Regions from separate parts of the Homo sapiens genome. Here region 1 is linked to region 2. The links are chromatin loops, found by intact Hi-C in ENCODE. Cell type or tissue: CD4-positive, alpha-beta T cell. All regions are shown on one strand. Links, peaks and the distances in the headings refer to the core of each region. The heading gives the core; the rest is flanking DNA. Region 1 holds the start of ZBTB5 (zinc finger and BTB domain containing 5). Region 2 holds the start of RNF38 (ring finger protein 38).

Region 1 (2,896 bases), core at 297-2,796, 1.1 Mb before region 2:
GAATTAAACATCAGACTCCACCGAGCCCTTAAAGAAATCCACGCAAACAGGTTGCTTTTTGAAATCAACACTTCCGACCAGTAACTGAAGGGATGGAATCTGCTGTAGGGGTATTCGGTGTGTTCCATTCTTAAAGCGGGGAGTTCCTTTTTTTTCCCCCCAGACGAAATCTCACTCTGTTGCCTAGGCTGGAGTGCAGCGGCACGATCTCAGCTCACTGCAACCTCCGCCTCCCGGGTTCAAGCGATTCTCCTGCCTCAGCCTCCCGAGTAGTTGCCTGGGATTACGGGCGCCCACCACCACGCCCGGCTAATTTTTGTACTTTTAGTAGAGACAGGGTTTCACCATGTTGGCCAGGCTGGTCTCGAACTCCTGATCTCGGGCGATCTGCCCGCCTCAGCCTTCCCAATTGCTGCGATTATAGGCGTGAGCCATCGCGCCCGGCTGGGAGTTCCATTTTTCTGGGAGCTCCTCCAAGACCCTTACCCCCACCCCCAGAAGAACCCAGCTGAGTTCGCGGGCCTGCCTTTGTCTCCAGAGCCACGCAGCGCTCCCAGACACGCTGCGCCGGAGAAGGCAGCTTTCTTCTGCCGTCCTCACCCTAGGAAAGGGGGTTTCTTCCCTGGCCCCAGTGTCCGATGCTCAGGGATCGGGTTCTCCCTCCGAGGGTGCACCTGGAAACCCGAGCGTCGCCCCGGGGCTCGCTTTTTTCAGACCGCGTCCCATACAAGTCCGCGACCCTTCCACGTTTGGGACAGGAGTGGGAGAGCTTAGCGCTTCCTATTTTTTTGTGGGGGGAGTGCAGGTGATTATAAATCTGGGCATGCAGACTACAGGCTTATTTGACCTGCAGCCGAGTGCGGGGCCAAGCGCCGGGCTCCTGGGGCGCCACCGTTTCCAGACGCGCAGCCACCCGGACTGGACGAGGGGCGGGGTCCGACCTAACTGCCATCCGATGGACAGCGTTTTTTATTCGCGGTTTTCACCCTGGACTTTGGCTTAGTTAAACCTAAAGAGCTTTTTGGAATCTTATCTTTCCCAACGTCTATGAAGTGGGAACTCAATCTCCAGCCCTCTACGTGTGTGTGTGTGTGTGTGTTCAGCGAAGGGAATTCACCCCGGAGAAGAGCCCTGGGTCACTAAAGCGCCGGGCACCACGAGGGTGGAAAAATCCTTCAGAACCAGCCAATGGCGGTACGGCCTGCCCTGAGGGCCCGCCTCTCCGGCGCCCTCAGACATCACGCAGTCGTTGTTGTGATTGGCGGATTTAGGCGGAAAGCCCGCTAGCCTAAACCACAGAGGGTTTTGATTGGTTGCAGCGAACAGCCGCATTTCTATAGTCCAAACCTGGAGCAGTTTAGTGATAAATCCCGCCCTAAAAGGCATTTGATAACCGTTTTACATGTTGTAAGGCAAAGGGTGATTGGTCAGAGAGCTCACGGATTCAGTCGGTAGTAAACACAACCAGACTTCAGGGACCGTGGATTGGTCAGTTTTTCCGGGGGCTAAGTAAATTCCTCCAGGTTCCGCGCGCCGGCTGGCTGCACTCCTACCCCGGCCCCGCCCTTCCCATTGCTGATTGGTTGCAGCCCAACTGGGAGAGGCGGAATGGGGCGGAGTAGGCGCTCTTGCATTACGTCACTTCCGCTTATCCTCGGGCGCCGCCGCCGTGTTCTCAGAGTGCTGCGGCGAACTGGCTGGAGGAGCTAGGGGACTAGAGGCGGGGTGGGAGGGGGGCGGGTGGAAGGGGGAGGAAGTCCCGTAACGGAGACGCTGGTCAGGACGTTCCCACCTCCTCTGACACTGCCGAGTCCGATCGGAGAGGGGTCACCGCCTCCTTCAGCGAGGAGGAGGGGGGCGGAGCCCGACTCAGGTGAGGAGACCCCGTCAGCGAGTATCGTGATGGCGGGCGCGCTCACGTGGGGAAGGTTGAGCACCAGGGGCGCGCCAAGGCGTCGGGGAGCGCGCAGACGTGTACTGGTGCCCCCGGACTACTCTGGCTGTCTTTCGGAGGGGAGCATTGTTACCGTTGGAGCCAAGGGGCCAGGCGGGTTCTTCTGCGCAGGCGTCCCCGGTGTCCCGACGCCAGGCTGTCTGCGGGGTGGGGCGGGGGCTGGTACTCCTGTGGATCCCCGGCTGGCGACGTAGGTTCCCGAATGGGGTGGGAAAGGCCTCAGGACCAGCGGCCTGGCGGGATGAAGAGAGGATCTGCTGCCCTGCGGGATGTGGTCGGACGGCTCCCTTGCCCCCATCCTGGGTCTTGAGCGACGAGGTTTCATTTCACCAGAGCAAGGCCATAGGCAGACTGCCATCGGGAGCCAGCGGCCGACCCTGGAGGGGTGGAGCCAGTGTTTCGGAATGCCCCAACTTGTTATGAGAGGACTGAAGTGTTTAATAGGCATTTATTGAATGCCCACTACTCCCAGGCTTCGTGCGAGGAGCTGTGGGGGATGCGGTGGTAAGACACTGCCGTCCCATCTTCTCCTGTTTGGAGGACAGATTTGTATGTAAATAATAAAAGGCAGTGAATTAAGGGGTGTTGAAGGTTAGTTTTTTCCTTTCATAATGGTCATTTTTTTTTAAGTCAGTCAGCATTCTGGCATAGTGAAGGATATTGTGGAAACTAATTTTCTGAACAGAAGGCAAATCCTAAATAATTTGGAGGAAAAATTTTAGGTGAAAGCACAGTAAAGTTGATTACTAAGTAGTATCTTCTGACTCTAGTTAACTTGAATTAATAGAAGGAACTCTTCACCTTCAAAAATTGAAGCAAAAATATTCCAAAACATGTTCTCATATTTTTCACTTGTATTAAGTAGAGGACATTACGGGCTTTTCTTTAGAGGTTGAAGAGAATGCTGTGCCTTAGTCATTAAGTCATTGGTAATTTGTTGTC
Region 2 (2,896 bases), core at 164-2,663:
ATTTTTTTTTTTTTTTTTAAGCTTAGATTCTGGTGGAAGATCTGTAATTGGAAGGCGAATCCACAGTAGATTGCGATTTGTGAGGGATACAGAGGATAGAAAATAGGATACATTGGATAAACTTAAAGGTATGGTTGGCACTTTACCTTGAAGTGAAACAAACAAACAAAAAAAACAAGTTTAGATGTGATCATCTCCAAACTGGCTGCTTTGGGAGAGAGCCAGCCAGCTGGTTAACTGGGTTACATAATTCGAGTATGGGTTTGGGGTGGATATGTTCATAGGGACCTAATACCTCTTTCCAGCTTCTCTTTGTTTGTCCTGGAATTCCAAAACCTATGATGTTATTGCTGGAACTTTGATTCAGCAGTTGCTAAACACCTTCTCTTGTGTTTCTGGCACTAGACTTGGGCCTTGGGTTTAGTTTACACAGTCCCAACAGAGTCTGGGTGCTCAGTCTGATATGGGAGACAAGTGTACATAAATAATTACCATATAGTGTTGTTCATAAAGAGAATGTCCAAGGTCCAGAAGGTCCTGAAACAACATTTACTCTGATTTCCCCCATTTTCTACTGGTTGCAGCTGAGGCCCAGAGAGGGAAAGAGAGACTGGTTTAAGTAATGCCAAAAGAACTAGAACTTGAAAACCCGAGTTTTCTGTTGACTGGTCCTTAATAATTTTACTCTACCACCCTAAAATATGATCACCATCCTTGCGGGAAACATCTAATTTCTGCTTTAAAAAGTCCACCCCTTCCATGATGTCCTCTTGACTGCCCTCTCTCCTTAAGTCTGATACCACTTTACTATTTTTTCCTTGTATGGATTGTGCTTTTGTGGAAATTTTTATTTTCTCTCTTGTATCGTGATTATCAGGACAGGAGCCAAGCCGGCTTCAATCTTTGTTCTTATTTCCCCTCCCCAAGCGACATCTGAGCAACTGTCACACTTAAGGAAGCCTCGGACAAGTTGGGTTCGAACCTGTTGGCTTGCTGCATTGAGAGACACCTTTGTGTACTGCAATAAAAATTCTTACTTTTCGGGCCACGTGAATGCATTTATGCTGTAAGAACTACGTGAGGTCAGTTACTGTTTGATTGCGGAGTTTTGTAGGTAGGAGGCACGGAACAGTAGCAACAATTTACTAAGAGAAAATCTATAGGAATTGGAACAGGGCCCTGCGGTCCGCAGGGCAGCGGGGGGCGGGCTGGGGCGGGGCTGCGCAGTGGTGCTGCGCGCGGAGCTCTGTTGCCGGAACTGGTCCGAGTCGTGCGCCGGGCCGCGCGCAGCCCCGCCCCGCCCCGCCCCGCCCCCTTCCCCCTCGGGGTGGAAACAAAGGGGGTTCGGCGCGCGGTGCGGAGCCTGGGGGAAAAGGGAGGAGCGCTCCGGTGGTCTGGCGCGCTGGGCTCGCTAGGTTTGTGCTGGCGAGGGGACGGGGTGGGACGGGCGACCCGGACCCAAGAAGTGGGAGGACCGCGCGTGTCGCGGCCTAGCGGCGAGGGGAGTCGCCTGCGCGCGCAGCGGAGGCCAGTGCGCCGGCGCATAGGGAGCCCGGGTCTGTGATCGCCGAGGCGGGGTGAGGCGGGGTGCGGCGGGGCGCGGCGGGGCGGGGAGGGGCGTGGCCGGGCCGGGCCCCTAGTGCGGTGTTGCGGGACGGGGCCGAGGCCCGGTCGGTTGGGGCGTGGGGGCGGAGAGGATGGAGCCTCCGAGGCGTTAGGCGACTCTGTCATCTCTGGGCGTGCAGCCGTCGTTTCCTGGCGCGGCCCGTGTGATGGTGCCGGGAGGAAGGAAGCGCAGTGACAGTGCCTAAGTTGGAGCCGGGGTTCCGGGGGTGAGGAGGCCCGCGGACGGCGGATCTGGCGAGCTGGCCGCGGGCTGGGCGAGCAGTCACAATAGGAGGCGGCGGCCCAGCGAGGATCCGCGGGAGCTGCCCGGCAGGGCGGAGCCTCCCCTCGCAGGTACTGGCCGCCGCGGCCGTTGGCTGCAGCGCGAGGGCGGGACGGGCTGCGGGCCGTTGAGAGCCTGCGGGGCCGCGCCCGAGTCTTGGGCTAAGGTTTGCCTCGGCCGCCCGGCGCTCTTTGTTCCCGCGGTGGCGAGGAGGCGCGGTCTCAGCTCGCGGAGCCGCCGGCCCGCTGCCCGGCAGATGGCCTCGCTCTCTCGCTCCCTCCCTTTTTGCCGAGACGCAGGTGAAATGATGTCACCCAGGAGAACGCGGAACCCGGTCGAAAGGGTCCTCTCTGGCGTCCTTCTGCTTCCGTGGGTTTCTGGATAGGCTGCGTTTTGTTCTCAGGGGATGCAAGTTCTTCCTTTCAGGGTTGAAGCGTGAGAGAGGTTGGTTTTTGAAACGGGAGTGTTTCAGGTTATTGAGGTCCAAAAAGAAATAAAGTTTTTGTTTACGTCTGTATGGCTTGTAAGGTAAAGTATTTTTCTTTGTGTTGCAAAAATGATATATGCTATTATTCAGTAAAAGTTGGGTATGCTAATTCTACCGTAAGTAGAAACACACACATGTAATTATTGCCACCATTATATGAATTGCCATTTCTTTTTTCTTAAGCGGTGGACTTAACGTATGAAAACTTAAATGTATACAAAGCTCATAATACAGTTGTTACCTTAGAGTTGCAAGTCTGCTGTATTCTGTTTGGCCTTGATTGCGAGTGTTGTTATACTTGAAAATTTACCGTAAATTTTTTTCAATAGCAAACAAACCTTGTATGTAGGCTTTAAAAAAAATTCCCTTTTATAGGGACAGTTGGAATCGAAGTAAAATTGTTCCTATCTTCAGGGAACACCGTCTAATGGAAGAAATAGAACTTTTGTAGAGATAATACGAAACCACATACATATAGATGTCAGATCAGGTGTGGGAAGCTGGGACACACTTGGAATAAA

What was found. Peaks named below come from ENCODE experiments on the same cell type or tissue, not always from the same donor. Only the 100,000 strongest peaks of a DNase experiment are listed, where the experiment ranks them.
Region 1: it touches region 2 in a loop (13-fold over the local background); 5 of 110 quality-filtered maps call a loop at or near these places.

What each region holds. Positions count from the first base shown.
Region 1 is chr9:37,464,192-37,467,087 of GRCh38, reverse strand. ZBTB5 (zinc finger and BTB domain containing 5) reads left to right here and starts at 1,638. Exons shown (of 2, transcript NM_014872.3): 1 at 1,638-1,873. RefSeq lists enhancers at 1-658, 659-1,344, 1,345-2,030, 2,031-2,716 and a silencer at 1,711-1,810. In CD4-positive, alpha-beta T cell, for the core only: no CTCF peak of the experiment used is centred there; DNase peaks (open chromatin) are centred at 587, 1,367 and 2,327; H3K4me3 peaks cover 2,500 bases; H3K27ac peaks cover 1,897 bases.
Region 2 is chr9:36,399,617-36,402,512 of GRCh38, reverse strand. RNF38 (ring finger protein 38) reads left to right here and starts at 2,244. Exons shown (of 12, transcript NM_022781.5): 1 at 2,244-2,416. The coding sequence starts at 2,405. LOC124902152 (a long non-coding RNA gene) reads left to right here. Exons shown (of 2, transcript XR_007061475.1): 1 at 1-619; 2 at 928-1,048. RefSeq lists silencers at 1,185-1,644, 1,675-2,004 and an enhancer at 2,215-2,284. In CD4-positive, alpha-beta T cell, for the core only: no CTCF peak of the experiment used is centred there; DNase peaks (open chromatin) are centred at 1,242, 1,592 and 2,172; H3K4me3 peaks cover 1,902 bases; H3K27ac peaks cover 2,120 bases.